Regions from separate parts of the Homo sapiens genome. Here region 2 is linked to region 1. Evidence: chromatin loops called from intact Hi-C (ENCODE). Cell type or tissue: right lobe of liver. All regions are shown on one strand. Each heading gives the region's core, and the rest is flanking DNA. Links, peaks and the distances in the headings are about the cores only. Region 1 holds the start of ZNF587B (zinc finger protein 587B). Region 2 overlaps ZNF776 (zinc finger protein 776).

Region 1 (9,783 bases), core at 564-8,563:
CTGGATGACAGAATGAGCCTCAACGCTGTCTTCCTTCCTCCTCCCTTAACCCCATGTTCCTTTCTCCAATGTGGAGCCAGGCAGAGAAGTAACATCACCTCCCCACTCTGATCAGTTTTATCTCTGAGCATTTCACATACTGCTACCAAATCCAAGGCTGACCTTCTAAGTGTTTACACAGTTTCACTGAAATGGGAATACCTCCATACCACCTGCGTTATGGACTTAGGGCCTAGGCTTTAGGGTTTCTCTAGTGTTTCCGGTTGAAAGGACTGAGCTCGAGAGGTGCAACAGAGCAGGATGGTGGAATAGAAAGCTGCACCCATCATACCCTTAACAGAACACCTTTTTTTTTTCTTTTTTTTTTTTAAGAGAGAGTCTCGCTCTGTCACCAGGGCTGGAGTCCAGTAGTGCTACCTTGGCTCACTGCAACCTCTGCCTCCGGGGTTCAAGCAATTCTCCCTAATTCTCCCTGCCTCAGCCTCCCAAGTAGCTGGGATTACAGGCACCTGCCACCACACTCGACTAATTTTTGTATTTTTAGTAGAGACACGGTTTTGCCATGTTGGCCAGGCTGGTCTCAAATTCCTGACTTCAGTTGATCCGCCTGCCTCAGCCTCCCAAAGTGCTGGGATTACAGGCGTGAGCCACCACACCCGGCCCAGAACACCAAATTTAAACACTATCAACACAGAAAAAAATCACCTTTGTAAGAACCAAAAATCAAATGAGCACTCACAGTACCTGGATTTAATTTTGTATTACTGGAAATGGCACTAAAAGGGGCTGTAGAGTCTTGAGTTGCCAATGCCACTCCTCCCCATCCCCCAGCAGTGCCTGCCTGTTGTGGAGAATCTGTGCTCCTGGGAAGGGAAAGCGCAGTGACTGTCAGACGTTGCACAGAACTCAGTGCTTCCCTGTCATAGCAGAAAGCAAAACTGGGCTGAACTCAACGGACGCCTACCCAGGGAGTAAGCATAGCGACCAGCCCAGCCAGAGGGGAATCGCCCACCCCAATGGTCAGGACTTGAGATCTGGCAAGCCTTGCCACTGTGGGCTGGAGGGCTCTGAAGTCCTAAATAAACTTGAAAGGCGGTCGAGGCCACAAGGACTGCAACCCCTAGGCATGTGCTGTGCTGAGCTGGGCTCCGAGCCAGGGGACCTGGTTGGGTTGGGGGAGCACAACCTACTGAGACACCAGTTGAGGTAGCTAAGGGTGTGCTTGTGCCACCCCTCATGCAACCCCAGGCTACGTGGCTCCTTCCTTCCACTCGAGGAGAGGAGAGGGAACAGCAAAAAGAACTTTGTCTTGCATTTTGGATGTCACCTCAGCCACAGGATAGGGCACTGGGCAGGGTTGTGAGGACCCATTCCAGGCCCACCCAGATAATATTTCTAGACACACTCTGGACCAAAACAGAACCTGCTGCCTTGAAGGGAAGAATTCAGTCATGGGAGGACCCATCACCTTCTGACTAAACAACCCTTGGACCCTGAATAACTAGCAGCAGTACCCAGGTAGTATGCGATGGCACTGGGTGAGACTCTGAGACATGCCAGCTTCAGATGTAACACAGCACACTGCCAGCTGTGGTGGTTACGGTCAGAGACCCCACCTGCTTGAGAATAACAGAGGAAAAAGTAAAGGGGACCTTGTCTTGCACCTCAGCTGCCAGCTCAACCACAGAGGGATAGAGCACCAAGAAGCCTCTTGGGGTCCCTGATTCCAGGCCTTGGCTCGTGGATGACATTGCTGGACCTGCCCTGGGTGAGTCTTGAAGAGTCAGCCTCAGACCAGGCAACATTCACCACAAGCTGACTGAAGAGCTCTTAGCCCTTAATGGAACCTCAGTGGTAGTCTGACAGCACTCCCTGTGGGCCCGTGCTGGTGGTGGCCACAGAGTGAGGCTGCTCTGCCTGTGGAAAGGGGATGGAAGAGTGGGAAGGGCTCTAGCTTGTAGTTTGAGTGCCAGCTCAGCTGCAGTGCAAAGGAACACCAGGTAGATTTCTAAGGATTTTTACTCCAATCCCTGGCTCATGGATGGCATCTGTATACCAACCTGAGGCCTGGGGAACTCACCGTCCTAAGGAGAAGGACATAAGCCTGTCTGGCTTTGCCACCTGCTGACTGTACAGGGCTAGGGCCTTGAGGGAACACAGGCGATAGCCATGTAGTGGTCACAGGAGCCTTGGGTGAAACCCAGTGCTGTGCTGGCTTCAGCTCTCACCCAGCACAGTCCCAGTGGTGGTAGCTAAAGGGGTGCTTCTGTCCCAACCCCCAGTTTCAGGCACTTCAGCACTGACAGAGACATGCTGGGACAAAGTGAGGGAAGACCCAACAAGAGTCTCTACCTGTTATGTTAATCAAGGGAAATCTTTCAGATCTTATTCAAGACCACAAAGGTGGTACAGCTCTCTGAGTCTGCAAGAGTCACAGCATTACTGAGTGTGGGGTTCCCGCTAAAGTAGATTCAGCTTAGATCACAACACCCGGGTCCTTTCAAATACCTGGAAACTCTTCCTAAGAAGGACAGGTACAAATGAGCCCAGACTGTGAAGACCACAATAAACACCTAACTGTTTAATGCCCAGACACTGACGAATATCTACAAGCATCAACACCATCCAGGAAAACGTGACCTCACCAAACAAACTAAATAAAGCACCAAAGACGAATCCTGGAGAAACAGAGATACGTGACCTTTCAGACAGATAATTCAAGATAGCTATTTTGAGGAAATTCAAAGAAATTCAAGACAAACACGGAGAAAAAATTCAGAATTCTATCAGATAAATTCAGCAAAGAAATTAAAATAATTAAATAGAATTGGCCGGGCACAGTGGCTCACGCCTGTAATCCCAACACTTTGGGAGGCCAAGGCGGGCGGATCACAATGTCAAGAGATTGAGACCATTCTGGCCAACATGGCGGAACCCCGTCTCTACTACAAATGCAAAAATAAGCCGGGCATAGTAGTGCATGCCTGTAGTCCCAGCTACTCGGGAGGCTGAGGCAGGAGAATGGCATGAACCCGGGAGGTGGAGCTTGCAGTGAGCCGAGATCGTGCCACTGCGCTCCAGTCTGGGCGATAGAGCGAGACTCTGTCTCAAAAAAAAACAAAAAGAAAAAGACAATTTGTATTTCACAGGGCACTCTGCTATAAAGGGTAAGATGTTTTGTTTAGTAAACAAATAAAAAAATAAAGACAGCCAGGCACGGTGGCTCACGTCTGTAATCCCAGCACTTTCGGAGGCCGAGGCGAGCGTATTGCCTGAGCTCGGGAGTTCGAAACCAGGCTAGGCAACATGGCGAAACCCCGTCTCTACTAAAAATACAAAAAATTAGCCGGGCATGGTGGCGGGTGTCTGTAATCCCAGCTACTTGGGAGGCTGAAGCAGGAGAATCGCTTGAACCCGGCAGGCGGAGGTTGCAGTGAGCCGAGATCACGCCACTGTACTCCAGGCTGGGTGACAGACTGAGACTCTGTCTCAAAAAAAAAAAAAATAAATAAATAAAATAAGCTGGGCTCGGTGGCTCGCGCCTGTAACCCCAGCACTTTGGGAGGCCGAGGCAGGTGAATCACCTGAGATCAGGTGTTCGAGACCAGCCTGACCTACATGGAGAAACTCCATCTCTACTAAACATACAAAAAATTAGCCAGGTGCAGTGGCGCATGCCTGTAATGACACCTACTCGGGAGGCTGAGGCAGGAGAATCGCTTGAACCCAGGAGGCGGAGATTGCGGTGAGCCGAGATCACGCCATTGCATCCAGCCTGGGCAACAAGAGTGAAACTCCGTCTCAAAAAAATAAAAAATAAAGACTGCATCTAACGAGGTAAGGTCACCAACGAGCACACTGTTCCACTATCAGTTCTCACTAGAGGATTCTGTGATGTAATGCCCAACCTTGTTTTTACTAACCCTGTTTTTAGATTCTCCCTTTCCTTTAATCACCTAGACTTGTTTCCACCTGAATTGACTCTCCCTTACATAAGAGAGCCAGACAGACTCCATCTTGGCTCTTTCACTGGCAGCCCCTTCCTCAAGGACTTAACTTGTGCAAGCTGACTCCCAGCACATCCAAGAATGCAATTAACTGATAAGATACTGTGGCGAGCTATATCCGCAGTTCCCAGGAATTCGTCTGATTGATAACGCCCAAAGCCCCCCATCTATCACCTTCTAATAGTCTTAAAGCCCCTGCACCTGGAACTGTTTACTTTCCTGTAACCATTTATCCTTTTAACTTTTCTTGCCTACTTTACTTCTGTAAAATTGTTTTAACTAGACCCCCCCTCCCCTTTCTAAACCAAAGTATAAAAGAAAATCTAGCCCCTTCTTTGGGGCCGCGAGAACTTTGAGCGTTACCCATCTCTTGGCCGCCGGCTAAATAAACGGATTTTTTTTTAAATAAACGGACTCTTAATTCGTCTCAAAGTGTGGCGTTTTCTCTAACTCGCTCAGGTACAGTGACTATAAAAGATTAGGCCTTCAGCAGCTCAAAAGGGCTGTCCTGACAGTCACTCCTAATAAAAACTCAGCATCTGCTGCCTATGGCTCTGCCACCTTAAAGACTCTTCCTTGCAAGACTACAGGCTTTTGGGTGATGATGAGGTGACCTGAGGGCATGGAAGGCACCACAATTACCTGAGCAGAGAGCCTCAGCGTGGCCACCACCGCCATCGAACCACGTGGTTTAAAGCAGGGTTGGGAGGAGAGGGTGACCAGCCAGGAGATATGGGCATGACGGTCCCTATCCTGGCCCAGGGGTGGGTCACGCTTGGCGCCGTCACAGAGCTCCAGAGTCGCCTCTGTGCAGCAGAGGACAACTGTTCTCCGCCTTCTGGGTTCAGTCACCGCAGTGCCGACCTAGCGCTCAGGAGCCTCTCCGACAAATAAACCCAACACCAATCAAAATGGCCGCCACCAGAGGGCGCCGGAAGTCCGGACCCATTGTCACGTGCACACAGGAAATGCCTTTATTCTGAGCCCCCATGGCTCTTCCACTCTGTCATTCCATGCGGAGTTTTCTGGGTAATGTAGTTCCCTAGGTAACAAGGAGGGTAAAGGGCACAATTCCCAGAGGCGGTTCTGCAGGAAAAGCCCAGCTCCACCTCAGGAGTATCCTTAAGATATGCGCCCTGACTGGTATGGTGGCTAGCTCCTGTAATTCCACCAGTTTGGGAGGCCAAGTCAGAAGGATCATTTGAGGCCAAGAGTTAGAGATTAGCCTGAGCAACAAAGCAAAATCCTGTTTGAAGGGGGCCTGCCCCTCCATACCTATGGGTATCTCTCATCAGGTGGAGACGAGAGACTGAGAAAAGAAATTAGACACAGAGAAAAAGTATAGAGAAAGAATAGTGGGCCCAGGGGACTGGCACATTCAGCATGTGAGGACCTTCACCGGCGCCGGTCTCTGAGTTCCCTCAGTATTTATTGATCATTATTTTTACTCTCTTGGTGAGGGGAGTGTGGCAGGGCAACAGGGTGATGGTGGGGAGAAGGTCAGCAGGGAAACACGTGAGCAAAGGAATCTGTATCATGAATAAGTTCAATGAAAGGTACTGTGCGTGGATGTGCACATAGGCCAGATTTATGTTTCACTTTAAACAAACATCTCAGTGTAGCAAAGAGCAACAGAGCAGTATTGCTGCCAGCATATCTCGCTTCTAGCCACAGGGTAGTTTTCTCCTATTTCAGAATACAACGAATGGGAATGGTTGGCTTTACACCATGACATTCCATTCCCAGGAATGAGCAGGAGACAGAAGCCTTACTCTTATCTCAACTGCAAAGAGGCCTCCCTCTTTCACTCCTCCTCCTCAGCACAGACCCTTTAAGGGTGTCCGGCTGGGGGATGTAAGGTCTTTCCTTTCCCATGAGGCCATATCTCAGGCTGTCTCAGTGGGGGAAACCTTGGACAATACCCAGGCTTTCTCAGGCAGAGGTCCCTGCAGCTTTCCGCAGTGCATTGTGTCCCTGGTTAATAGAGAATGGAGAATGGCGATGACTTTTACCAAGCATACTGCCTGCAAACATATTGTTAACAAGGCACATGCTGCACAGCCCTAAATCCATTAAACCTTGATTCAATACAGTACGTTTCTGTGAGCACAGGGTTGGGGCTAAAGTTACAGATTAACAGCATCTCAAAGCAGAACAATTTTTCTTAATACAGATCAAAATGGAGTTTCTTATGGCTTCCTTTTCTACATAGACACAGTAACAATCTGATTTCTTTTCCCCATATCCTGTCTCTGCAAAAAATAAAAAATATTAGTGGGGTGAGGTCAGGCAGGCCAGTGGTCCCAGCTGCCCCAAGGTTGGGGTTAGGGTTAGGGAGCCTGAAGGAGGGAGAATCGCTTGAGCTCAGGAGTTTGAAGCTGCGGTAAGCCGAGATCGTGCCACTGCACTCCAGCCTGGGCAACAGAGCAAGACCTCTTCTCTAAAAAATAAAAATAAGGGCTGGGTGTGGGTGGCTCACGCCTGTAATCCCAGCACTTTGGGAGGCTGAGGCGGGTGGATCACCTGAGGTCAGGAGTTCAAGTCCAGTCTGGCCAACATGGTGAAACCCCGCCTCTACTAAAAATACAAAAATTAGCTTGGCATGATGGCATATGCATATAATCCCAGCTACTCAGGAGGCTGAGGCAGGAGAATCTCCTGAACCCAGGAGTCAGAGGTTGCGGTGAGCTGAGATTGTGCCACTGCACTCTAGCCTGGGCGACAGAGCAAGACTCTGTATTGGAAAAAAATAAAATTAAATAAATAAATAAATAAAAGATTGCAGATCTTTCTACTGGGCAGAGGATCATCCTGCCTTTCCTTAAAACTCCTATTGAGATTTCTTGCAATTATTAGCTGTAGCTGATTACCCTAGTGTATGGAAAAATATTATTTCAGAGTTAGTGTAGGTGCTCCCAAAGGCTATAGATCTAAATTCACCTATCATTTCAAGTGGTCCTTTGATGCAAAATTCTTCCACTGGAAGCAGAGATTAATGCAAAGGTTAATAACCATTATTGTATTGTTAAAATGAATGTGTAAACACCCAGCGGGTTCATTTTGCCCACTGCCCAGATAGAGCCAATTTATCAGGACAGGAGAATTGTAAAAGAAAGAGTTTGATTCACACAGAGTTGGATGAACAGCAGACTGGAGTCTTATTAATATTACTCAAATCAGTCTTCCTGAAAACTTGGAGACTGGGTTTTTTTGTTGTTGTTTATTTGTTTGTTTGTTTTTTTGAGATGGAGTTTTGCTCCTGTTGCCCAGGCTGGAGTGCAAGGTCATGATCTCGGTTCACTGCAACCTCCACCTCATGAGACTGGGGTTTTTTAAGGATAATTTGGTAGATAGGGGGCCATGAAGTGGGCAGTCCTGATTGGTTGGGTTGGAGATGAAATCGTAGGTATAGCAGGACAAGCTGCAGACTAAACCCCTCAGACACCGAGTTAAAGAAGGAAGGGCTTTATTCAGCTGGGAGCTTCGGCAAGACTCACATCTCCAACAACTGAGCTCCCCAGGTGAGCAATTCTCGTACCTTTTACGGGCTCACAACTCTAAGGGGGTCTGTGTGAGAGGGTCGTGATCGATTGAGCAAGCAGGGGGTACATGACTGGGGGCTGCATGCACTGGTAATTAGAACGGAACAGAACAGGACAGGGATTTTCACAATGCTTTTCTATATAATGTTTGTAATCTGTATAACATTACTGATTAGGTCAGGGGTCGATTTTTCTTTTTTTTGATTTGAGTCTTGCTCTGTCGCCCAGGCTGGAGTGCAGTGGCATGATCTCGGCTCACTGCAAGCTCCACCTCCTGGGTTCACGCCATTCTCCTGCCTCACCCTCCCGAGTAGCTGGGACTACAGGTGCCCGCCACCACGCCCGGCTAATTTTTTGTATTTTTAGTAGAGACAGGGTTTCACCATGTTAGTCAGGATGGTCTCGATCTCCTGACCTCGTGATCCGCCCGCCTCGCCCTCCCAAAGTGCTGGGATTACAGGTGTGAGCCACCGCGCCTGGCCAAAAAAAAAAAAAAAGTCCGGGCCCAGTGGCTCACGCCTGTAACCCCAGCACTCTGGGCAGAGGTGAGGGGATCACGAGGTTAAGAGCTACAGACTATCCTGGCCAACATGGTGAAACCCCGTCTCTACTAAAAATACAAAAATTAGCTGGGCATGAATCCCAGCTACTGGGGAGGCTGAGGCAGGAGAATCGCTTGAATCCGGGAGGCAGAGGTTGCTGTGAGCCAAGATCGTGCCACTGCACTCCAGCCTGGGTGACAAAGAGAGGCTCTGTATCAAAAAATAAATAAATAAATAAATAAATAAAAGCCAAGGGTCTAGCCAGAGCTGTGGAACCGCCGCCAGGTCGCTGTTGGTCCACACCGCCCGTCGCGCTACCCGCCCACCCAGCATCGGCCGCCGCCATGGGAGTGCAGGTGGAAACCATCTCCCCAGGAGAGGAGTGCACCTTCCCGAGGCACGGCCAGACCTGCGTGGTGCACTACACCGGGATGCTTGAAGATGGAAAGAAATTTGATTCCTCCCGGGACAGAAACAAGCCCCTTAATTTTTAGCAGGAGGTGATCCGAGGCTGGGAAGAAAGGGTTGCTTAGATGAGTGTGGGTCAGACAGCCCAACTGACTATATCTCCAGATTCTGCCTACGGTGCCACTGGGCACCCAGGCATCATCCCACCACACGCCACTCTCGTCTTCGATGTGGAGCTCCTAAAACTGGAATGAAGGGAATGGCCTTCTCCCTCAGCTCCCTGTTCTTGGATCTGCCATGGAGGGATCTGGTGCCTCCAGACGCGTGCGCATGAATCCATATGAAGCTTTTCCTGAGGTTCCACTACACTCTGTATAGACATCTGCCCTGACTGAATGTGTTCTGTCACTCAGCTTTGCTTCCGACACCTTCCATTTCCTCTTCCCCCTTCTCCTTGTGTGTGTGTTTACCTAAACTATATGCCATAAACCTCAAGTTACTCATTTTATTTTGTTTTCATTTTGGGGTGAAGATTCAGTTTCAGTCTTTTGCATCTAGGTTTCCAATTAAGTACATGGTCAAGTATCAACAGCACAAGTGATAGATTCACTTTAGAATAGGAATTGGTGTTGGGGGGGTGTTGCAAGAATATTTTAATTTTTTCGATGAAATTTTTATCTATTAGATACTAAACATTCTTTCTGCTGCGCTGCAAAGTCATAGCAGATATGAGGTGCTGTTGAGGGATTAATTATTGTCCAAGTTGAGAGATGTCCTTCAGTTAAATTAAAATCCCTACCTAAAACCAAGGTGGTGATGGGGAGAGCCTTTGCTTCCACCAGTTCCCCCCCTTCCCTCGCTTTAAGCCCCTGCCTTTGAAAGTAGATCATGTTCACTGAGATGCTGGACACTGCAGGTATCTCTCCCTGGGCCAGCAGGGACCTCTGAAGCTTTGTTGCCTGGCTTATTTTTTTTTCCATCCTGTGGTTTTTCTAATGGACTTTCCGGAATTTTGTAATCTCATAACTTTCCAAGCTCCATCATTTCCTAAATCTTAAGAACTTTAACTGACAGTTTAAATTGAAGATGCTGTTTGTAGACTTCACACCCAATGAAAGCCCAGCCATTGCCGGGCACGGTGGCTCACGCCTGTAATCTCAGCACTTTGGGAAGCCAAGGTGGGTGGATCACCTGAGGTTGGGCGTTCGTGACTAGCCTGATCAACATGGAGAAACCTGGTCTCTACTAAAAATACAAAATTAGCCGGGCATGATTGTGCATGCC
Region 2 (9,783 bases), core at 678-8,677, 75 kb after region 1:
AGGCATCCAGCTTTGTCCTATGATCCCTGGAGGTCAGAAACCTGCCATGCTGGAGGGTCAAGTTGTTCCCAGACTATTGGTAACAACACTCTGAAGGGCAGTGCCAGCCCCAGTGCTTAGGGTGGTGGCAGCAGGATCCATCCTTGTTCCCACATGCCAGCAGCAATGGCAGTGGTGGGGTGTACGTTTATTGGCTGCGATGGAGTGCTGGTGGGTGTAGGGGTGCCAGCCTCCACGTGAGTGTTCACAGTGCTGGTGGTGGCAGCACAACATGGGGGGGTAGGGAAGGGGGTTCCATTGATGTCCCAGTACACATTCACACCAGCAGTGGAGTTAATATGGAGGCAAGGTGCTGGCAGGTGCAGGACTGTTTGTACCCTCTGTGCATGCATTCACGTGGGTAGCAGCTGATACTGGTGAGTGGAGTGTGTCTGCTCGTCTGTGTAGTTTTGTGCTGGTCCAGGGGTGGGGTGCTGGCAGGTGCGGGCTGGCAGTCTCTGGGATCGCAAATGCTCTGACAGCAATGGTGGTGCAGCGAAAAGTTGGGGGGATGAGGTGTGCTCACACTGGCAGCTGTAGCATGACAGGGTGCACATGCACACGCATGCTGGTGGAAAAGAGAAGGCAAGGTCCACTTGCATGCACATATGCTGGCAAAGCAACGTCGGGGGTGGCCATAGGTGAATGCATGCAGGCAAAGTGTCTCAGAGAGGCCGCAGTTTTGGGAAGGTGCAGGTGGGCTGTTGCACGACTATGGGATTTATCAACTGCAGTTCACCAGCACAGGAGCTATGATGTACACCCCCATAAGGGACCCCACCTGGGCAACCGAGGTCGCACTGCAAGCAGGTGTGGGTAGCCTGGAGCCCTGGGAGAGGCCAGCTGACCAAGAGGTGCTCAGGTCCAACCATCCCCAACTTATCGGCAAGAACGCCCTGCACTGATCAGGTCTGACTTCCCTAGGGCTAAAGTCTGTTAGGGAAGCAAGGCGAACCTTGAAATATGGGCGTGTCTAGCTGTGCTCCACTAGAGATGCTCCCACCCCAAATCCTCTGGGCTCTGCACTGGCTGGAGTTCTGTCCCTACCACTTCTCTAAGCAGCTCTCCCTGCCAGCTCAAGTGTTCATGGGGGTCATTGAGTCTCCTGCTGGCAGGTTTCCAAAGTTTCTTTGTGCTGAGCTGCCTTTAGCTGGAGGAGCAGTAACACAAGTACCCCTGTGCCACCACCAATGGGACTATGTGGGGTCAGACCTGTAGCCAGCAGAGAACTGGGTGCTGCCCAAGGCTCATACTGACCACTTCCTGGCTACTCCCTGTTTGTTCAAGGCCCTAGGACTCTACAATCAGCAGGGGGCAAAACCAGCGAGGTTTATGTCCTTCCCTTCAGAGTGGCAAGCTCCTCCCCATCCTAGGCACATTCAGAAAAGCCATCTGCGAGCCAGAGCCTGTAGTGGGAAACCTTAGGAATCTATCTGGTGTTCTACTGCAGGTGAACTGGCACCCAAGCCATAAGACAAAATCCTTCTCACTCTTCCCTCCTGTTTTCACAAGCAGAGGTGTCTCTCCCCATGGTCCTCACCAGTCCAGGACTGTGGGACTCACAGGCTTGTGGTGAGTGCTGCCAGGCTTGGGACACTGTTCAGGGCAGTGGGCTTTCCTCTGGCCATCCAAGAGCCAAGGCCTGAAATTAGGGACCCTAAGAGCCTACTTGGTGCTCTACCCTACTGTGGCCAAACTGGTATCTAAGCGGTAAGACAAAGTCTTCTTTACTCTTCTGTTTCTCAAGCAGGAGTCATTCCTGAAAGCCATCACAGCTGGGAATGTGCTGGGTCACACCTGAAGCCAGCGTCTGAGTCTCACCAATGGCACATGGTGAGTACTGCCTGTGTATTACTGCTGATTATTCAGGGCCCAATGACTCTTTAGTCAGCAGGTGATGGATCCTCCCAGGACTGGATCCTCCCTTTCAAAGAAGTGGGTTCTCTTCTAGCCCAGGGTATATCTAGAAATGTCATTCAGAGCTAGGGCCTAGAATAGGGGCCTCAGCCTGGTGCCCTATCCTACTGTAGCTGAGCTGGAACAAGTTCCAAGACAAAGTTTTCTTTATTCTTCCCTCTCCTCTCCTCAAGTGGAGGGAAGGAGTCTCTCTTGGAGCTGTAAGCTGTGCGGCCTGGAGTTGGGAGAGGGGTATACATTCATCTACCATGTGAGTTGGGCACTGCACACCAAGGCATTCAAACAAGAGAAATGAAACCTTATCTATATGAAGAATTGCATTCAAATGTGCTTAACAAGCAGTTTTATTCCTAACAGACAAAAATAAGAAGCAATAACATATCCATAAGCAGATGAATTCGTATACAGTGATTTCCATAGCATGTCATATTCTAAGATAAAAAGAATGAACTACTCATATATCATGATTGATGAATGTCAAAATATGCATCCCTGCTATGTGAAATAAAAATAATAATAAAGAAAAAAGAAGAACATCTAAATAAATAGGGCTCAGGAGAGTACTCAGGTATGAAAAGAGGAAACATGTTATATCAGTCATATAAAATTCCAGAAAATTGACATTAATCTACTGTTAAGCAAATATTGTAATTCAGTGATTGTCTGGAGCATGGAGAGGCCAGAGAGAAAGATAGTATTTATTTTTTAAGAGACAGGGTCTTACTATGGGACCCAGGCTAGTCTCAAACTTCTTACCTCAAGCAATACTCCCACCCTGGACTCCCAAAGTGTTGGGATAACAGGCATGAGTCACCATGCCCAGTCTTATTACAGCTTTAAAAATTTAATTTGAAAGAACTATCTGGATTTAACATTATTTTTGACAAATAGGTTATGTGATTTTACATTGACTCTCCTAACTCTCATCACGCCCTAAGGGGGGCAATTAGCCTGTGTGATACCAAATACTTATGAGCCAGGAAGATCATTTCCACCTGATTAAATTGGAATGCTGGCTGGTTGCAAAGGCCACATCACTGGACTAAGAGATTTCCTTTCTCCCTATCCTCTTCCTCCTACTAATTCAGGGATGGCTTTTTGGTATGCAGCCCAGATAGGCTACAGAAATCCACAAAACCTTTAGATTTAGTCTGACAATGACCTAAGCTACACTAGATTCATAATTATGGAGGTCCTGAAAATTTCTGTACCTGCTTGTCCATCACAGACATAGTGACTGAATCATTGTGGATGCCTTTTTAAAAAAAGTATATCCCAACTATTCTGTTGCAGTCTGCTTCACTACCTAGAAATGCTAATTCTACAAAAATTATTTTTGGGCTGGGCATGGTGGCTCACACCTGTAATCCTAGTGCTTTCAAGGGCGTATGCTAGAGGATTACTTGAGGCCAGGAGTTGAACATCAGTCAGGGTAAAATAGCAAAACCCTATCTCTATAAAAAATTCTTAAATTACCTGGGCTAATCTCAGGTACTCGGGAGGCTGAGGCAGGAGGATCACTTGAGCCCAGGAGTTTGAGGCCGCAGTGAGGTATGACCATGCCAGTGTATTCCAGCCTGAGTTTCAGAGTGACATCATTTCCCTAAAAAAATAAAAATTAAAGAATTATGATTTCTTTCTCCAGGCTTATAACGTAGGACACTATCCTACAGAATTCTGGACTTCAGGACACATGAATGCACTGTAGGACTTGAGAACAGATTTCCCTCACCAGTACTGAGCAGAATGCAATATCCATTATAAACAAGAGAATAATTTTGTGCTGTTCTCAGAAGCACCAAAGTGTGTCACTAAAACTGTCCCCTACTCAGGTTGATTTATGAAAACACATATTATTGCACTATTTCATCTAAAAATAAAGATCACAAAGCCCTGAAGTCTTTATTTGGAGGCCTTAGGCAGCCATCCAAACTAGGCCACAAATGCAGAGCTATATTCTGCCTTCATACTGTTCCCTAAGAGTCACACAGTTTAGTAACCCCAACAAACTTTCATGGTACCAGAATCCTTCATGGTACCAGAACCATGTTGTATCTAAGCCACACAATGCAGTGAGTATACAATTCACACAATACAGTCAATACAATTCCCAAGATTGAAGGAAGCTTAAATAAGGACTTCATCATAGCAGAAACCAGAACAATGAGAGGCAGCTTGTACTTGGGTTGGTGAGTTAAGAGGCTGGAAAATTCCATTTTAAGAATCATGACAATCATGAGATTCCTAGGAAAGACAGCCCATCTTGTCAAGTAATCAGAAAAATTCTCTAGGCCAAGCTGGTCCAACCCGCAGCTTGTGGGCCGCATGTATCTCAGGACAGCTTTGAATGCAGCCCAACACAAATTTGTAAACTTTCTTAAAACATTATGAGGGTTTTTGTGTGATTTTTTAAAAAAGTTCATCAGCTATCATTAGTGTTAATGTATTTCATATGCGGCACAAGACAATTCTTCTTCCAATGTGGACCAGGAAAGCCAAAAGATTGGACACTTCTGCTCTAGGCCAGAACTGAGTCAGGTCCATGGCCTAACTCTTCATAGAGAAATGAGAAAGGAACGAGTGCAGAGGCTACTCAAAAATACCACTGCTGAATGGGAGACAACTTGAACTTTTTTTCTGGAATATGATGGAGTGCATGAGTGATGCACTGTAGGTACCTGCCAAGTGGTAGAGATGAAATGGCTTTTGCCAGAGACCTAAGAATGAAATAAATCTGGCAAGGACATACGCAGGATAAGAAATGCAATACAGCTCCCATATACCTGGAATTTATGCAGCTACTGGACATATGACATTCAATATAGGTTGATGGTGTCCTCATAAGGGCTCTCTCCCACAGTTACACTGGACAAGAAGTAATATTCCCACACATCTATGTTATTTTTCTCCTGTCAACATTCTGGTATCCAGTGAAAGAAGAGTGAAGCCCTCGCAAATGCTCTGCACTCAAAAGGCACTTCCACAGCAGGAGCTTGTCTGTGCATAATATGTTAGACATTTAGATAAAGAATGTGCCATATTTGTCACACCATAAAGCCTTGATCCAGTGTGAACTCTGATTTTGAAGGAGCATAGAGGTTTGACTAATCAATTTTCCAAATTTACTTCACTGAGAAGGGCTTTCTCTAGTGTGAACTTGCAGGGCAGAGCTTCTAGTGAATGTCTTTCCATATTTGCTACACTGTTGAGGCCTTTCTCTAGCATGAACTCTCCTGTGTTTAATGAAACCAGAGTTTTCCCACAAAGGATTTTCTACTCGCTGCTCTCATAAGGCTTTGTCCAGTGTGAACTCTTACGAACATGGAGCGCAGAGCTGTACGGAAATGATTTCTCACATTTATTATGTGAGAAATTATTATGTGGCCTTTCTCCATTGTAAATTATCTGATGAATAGTAATGCAGCTCTTCTGGCTAAATAATTTTACAAATTCCTTACAGTCATATGGCCTTTCTCAACTGTGAACTCAGTAGTGTTCAGTGAGGTGGGACTTCTTGTTAGGTAATTTCCCAAATTCCCCATAACTATAGGGTCTTTCTCCAGTGTGACCCTTCTGGTATTTGGTGAGGCAAAACTTCTATGTACAGGATTTCATACATTCTCTACACTCAGAAAGCCTTTCCCCAGTGTGATCTTGCTATTGTTGAATGAGGCCAACCTTTTGGCTAGATGATTTTGCACATTCTCCATACTCATAAGTGCTTTCCAGTGTGATCTCACGAATGTTGAATGAGGGTGCTCTTTTTACCAACAGATCTGCCAAATTTTCAACATTCATGATGTCTTTCTCCCGTGTGAACTCGTTGATGTTTAATGAGGTTTCCCTTTTGACGAAAACACTTTCCACATTCTCCACACTCATGTGGCCTTTCTCCAGAGTGAATCTGCTGATGTCGAATGAGACTGCCCTTTTGATGAAAACATTTCCCACATTCTCCACACTCATGTGGCCTTTCTCCAGAGTGGATCTGCTGATGTTGAATGAGACTGCCCTTTTGATGAAAACATTTCCCACATTCTCTACACTCATATGGCCTTTCTCCAGTGTGAACTCTCTGGTGTTCAGTGAGGTGTGACTTGTACCTAAATGATTTCCTACATTCTTTACACTCATAGGGTCTTTCTCCAGTGTGAACTCTCTGGTGTTCCTTTAGGTGGGAGTTGCTCCTAAATAACTTCCCACATGCCGTACACTCAAAAGGTCTTTCTCCAGTGTGAACTCGCTGATGCTGAATGAGGTTGCACTTGTGATTAAACGATTTCCCACATTCTCCACACTGATAAGGTCTTTCTCCAGTGTGAACTCGCTGGTGGTGAACAAGGCTGCGCTTATGGCTAAAAGATTTCCCACATTCGTCACATTCATAAGGTCTTTCTCCAGTGTGAACTCGCTGATGGTCAACAAGACTGTGCTTATGACTAAAAGATTTATCACATTCTCCACACTCATAAGGTCTTTCTCCAGTGTGAACTCTCTGGTGTTCAGTGAGGTGGGCCTTATACCAAAATGATTCATCACATTGTCCACACTGATAAGGTCTTTTTCCAGTGCGAACTCCCTGATGATTATTAAAACTATTACTTTTGCTAGTGAATTTCCCAGAATCACTGCATACATAAGGTCCTTCTCTAGGGAGAAGTCTCTGGTGAAGGACAAGTGAGTGTTTGTTGCTAAACGGTATTGTGGACTCTCCACAGATGTAATGAGTTTTTCCACCCTGAAGGGGTATCCCATGCTTAGTTTCAAAGTTTGACTTCCCTGAAGTGTGAATGTCCTCTTGTTGGAGTAATCTCAAGCTGGACAAAAAGTCTTTCCCAACCTCATGAAAGATAAATGGCTCATGTGACATATGGAATTTACAGTTCTTTACAAAAGATGTTCCCTTGGCATTGCTTCTGTACGATTTCTCTCCAATGTGCTGCTTCTGGTCTTGATGATGGTTTGCATCGTCATCCAATTTTTTTTCATATGCCCCAAACCCATTCAATTTCTGATTGTGTTGTGTTCCCTGGTGTAAGATATCTCCCAGGAGAGGGCCACACATTCCCCAGAGGTGGACCTTCTTGGTACATACACCTGTCCAATGTGTCCTGAGTGGGGACTCCTGTTGTATAGAAAGGGTCTGCTTAGAAGGTGTCTCGTCTTTTGCTCCATACCAACAACCTAAAAGAAATAAAATGCTGGTAAAATGCAAGGTACTTCCGAAGGGAAGTATTACTAAGCCATACCTGATCAACAGCTGCTTTGTTGTACTTATATTTACTTGGGCCTAGACATATCCTTTTATATAGCACCCACATGCTTTATGAAGGTCCTTTAGATGTTTGCACAGGAAGGAATTGCCTCTGCTTCCTGTAGTGCATGTATTGTTGGCTCCTTCACATCATGTGGCCCCCTACATTCTGTAATCATTCTAACCCAGTAATATGAAGAAGACTTATCTTCAACCTAAAGGCAACATTCTGTTTCTGCAATTATTTCCATGGAGTAATACCTCTGTTAGATACACTTGTTTGTGTGTCACAGGAAAATACGAGTACAACAAAGATACACTTGTTTGTGTGTCACAAGAAAATACGAGTACAACAAAGCAGCTGTTGGTCAGGTATGGCTTAGCAATGTGTACACACTTCCTAATACAAAATTGATATGCCAGTATTGGAGTCCACTGCAGATGGAAATGTGAGAAAAATGGGTCCAGGTGGGATCCAGAGATGTGAAGATTAGTCCTGGGCTGGCATCAGAGGAGAAGTGACAGGGTATAGAACGGTGAAGTCTGAAACTCTCAAGAATGGGGAAGACAGAAACAGCATATGGCTCGTCATGTTGCCAGGTAAATACTTGTGAAATCAGAGAGCTTCTAGCATGACTTTCCTAAATCCCTAATGTTATGTCTTCCTCCAGGGTGTTACTCCTCAGAGGTGGCCTCCCTCTGGGCCCATCATGCTGAGCCTGGGTTTAGCTGCAACTTCTGGATCACTGAGAACTCTCAGTCCCACTGCAAAGATATACATGGAATTTACATGAGACATGGATGACATAAAGAATAAGAGAAAGACAAGAGAGAAGAATAGCCAACCAACAGTTCAGAAAAAATCAGCACATGATAGCCCATAGGAAAGAAAACTAAATACTACAAAGATAATTTTTGGCCAGGTGCAGTGGCTCACACCTATAATCCCAGCACTGTGGGAGGCCAAACTGGAAGGACTACTTGACCCTAGGAGTTCAAGACCAACCTGGGTAACATAATGAGACACCATCTCTACAAAACAAACAAATGAGGCCGGGCACGGTGGCTCACGCCTGTAATCCCAGCTCCGGGAGCCCGAGGCGGGTGGATCACAAGGTCAGGAGATCGAGACCATCCTGGCTAACACGGTGAAACCCCGTCTCTACTAAAAATACAAAAAAATTAGCCAGGTGTGGCAGCATGTGCCTGTGGTCCCAGCTACTCGGGAGGCTGAGGCAGGAGAATGGTGTGAACCTGGGAAGCGGAGGTTGCAGTGAGCCGAGATTGGGCCACTGCACTCCAGCCTGGTGGCAGAGCAAGACTCCGTCTCAAAAAAAAAAAAAAAAAAAAAACAAAACCAAAAATACAAATGAACAAAAATTAGTTGGGCAGGGTGGCATGCTCCTGTAGTCCCAGCTACTTAGGAGTCAGGTGGGAGGATTACTTGAGCCCAGAAGGCTGAGAATGAAGTGAACCATGATTGCATCAGTAGACTGCAGCCTGGATGACAGTGAAACCCTGTCTGAAAAAAAAAAAAACAAAAAAGCAAAAAATACTCAGGGCACACTGGCTCATGCTTGTAATCCCAGCACTTTGGGAGGATGAGGTGGGAGGATCACGTGAGGTTGGGAGTCAGAGACCAGCCTGGGCAATACAGCCAGACCTCATCTCTATTAAAAATAAAAATAAAAATTAGTGGGATGTGATGGCAGAAGCCTCTAGTCCGAGTTACTCTAGAGGCTGAGGAAGGAGGATTGCTTGAGCCTGGGAGATTGAGGCTACAGTGAGCTATGACTGCAGCACTGCACTCCAGCCTGGGTGACAGAGTTAAGACTTTGAAAACAAAACAGAACAAAACAAAACAAACAAGATAATTTATAAGGAGGGTCTTGCAAGAACAACCTATGGTGCATGTAAGTATTGAGAACATCAGTGATGGGAGGAATTCCTAGCACAGGCAGTCATGAATAAATGTCACCTAGAGCAAGGAAGTAGAACCTGTGCATACCAGTCTCTGATCTAGAAAAATTACTCAACAGCCAGAGGGCAAGCAAGGTGGGATGCATTATGGTGCCTGTAAAGCTCCTTCTCTGGGAGCTTGCAGCAAAGCAGGTGTTGGGGCTGCTCAAGGAGAGAGAGGGCAGTGCACACACCTCAGTCCTACATACCACATAGAACCTACCCAGGGAACTAACAGAGGAACCTGTGCCCAGGCTCCTGAAGTGAGGAAAACAGTCTTGCCATGGGGAAAAAAGATGGGGACAGACAGACAATAGCTGAGGTCATAGAGAAGAGTGTGAGTGCCTTACCTAGAGAAGATATAAGTGTCAGGTTCTCCAGCATCACGTCATGATAAAGGCATCTCTGAGCCTCACTAAGGAGACTCCATTCCTCCTGGGAAAAGTTCACAGCCACATCTTCAAAGGTCACAGTGCCCTGCCGTGATGATGACAGATGAAACCACAAACACTCCATATGCTCATCCACTTATCCACCCTTGCCCTTCCTCCTCCCAAGGTCCTAAACTACAAGGAGAAACTAGGCCCACTGGTGTCACTATCTTCTCATGGGCT

The links. Peaks named below come from ENCODE experiments on the same cell type or tissue, not always from the same donor. Only the 100,000 strongest peaks of a DNase experiment are listed, where the experiment ranks them.
Region 2: a loop joins it to region 1, with 2.0 times the contacts of the local background. A loop is called at or near these places in 30 of 110 quality-filtered maps.

Annotation. Positions count from the first base shown.
Region 1 is chr19:57,825,431-57,835,213 of GRCh38, reverse strand. It overlaps ZNF587B (zinc finger protein 587B), which reads right to left and starts at 4,915. Exons shown (of 3, transcript NM_001376223.1): 1 at 4,650-4,915. The coding sequence starts at 4,685. It also overlaps the pseudogene FKBP1AP1. In right lobe of liver, for the core only: a CTCF peak has its summit at 4,919 (motif pointing right); a DNase peak (open chromatin) is centred at 4,933; H3K4me3 peaks cover 772 bases; H3K27ac peaks cover 1,784 bases.
Region 2 is chr19:57,750,648-57,760,430 of GRCh38, reverse strand. ZNF776 (zinc finger protein 776) reads right to left here. Exons shown (of 3, transcript NM_173632.4): 2 at 9,520-9,646; 3 at 2,283-7,140. The coding sequence ends at 5,744. Among named protein-coding and RNA genes, the nearest start is that of ZNF776, 8.7 kb to the right of the region's middle. In right lobe of liver, for the core only: no CTCF peak of the experiment used is centred there; no DNase peak of the experiment used is centred there.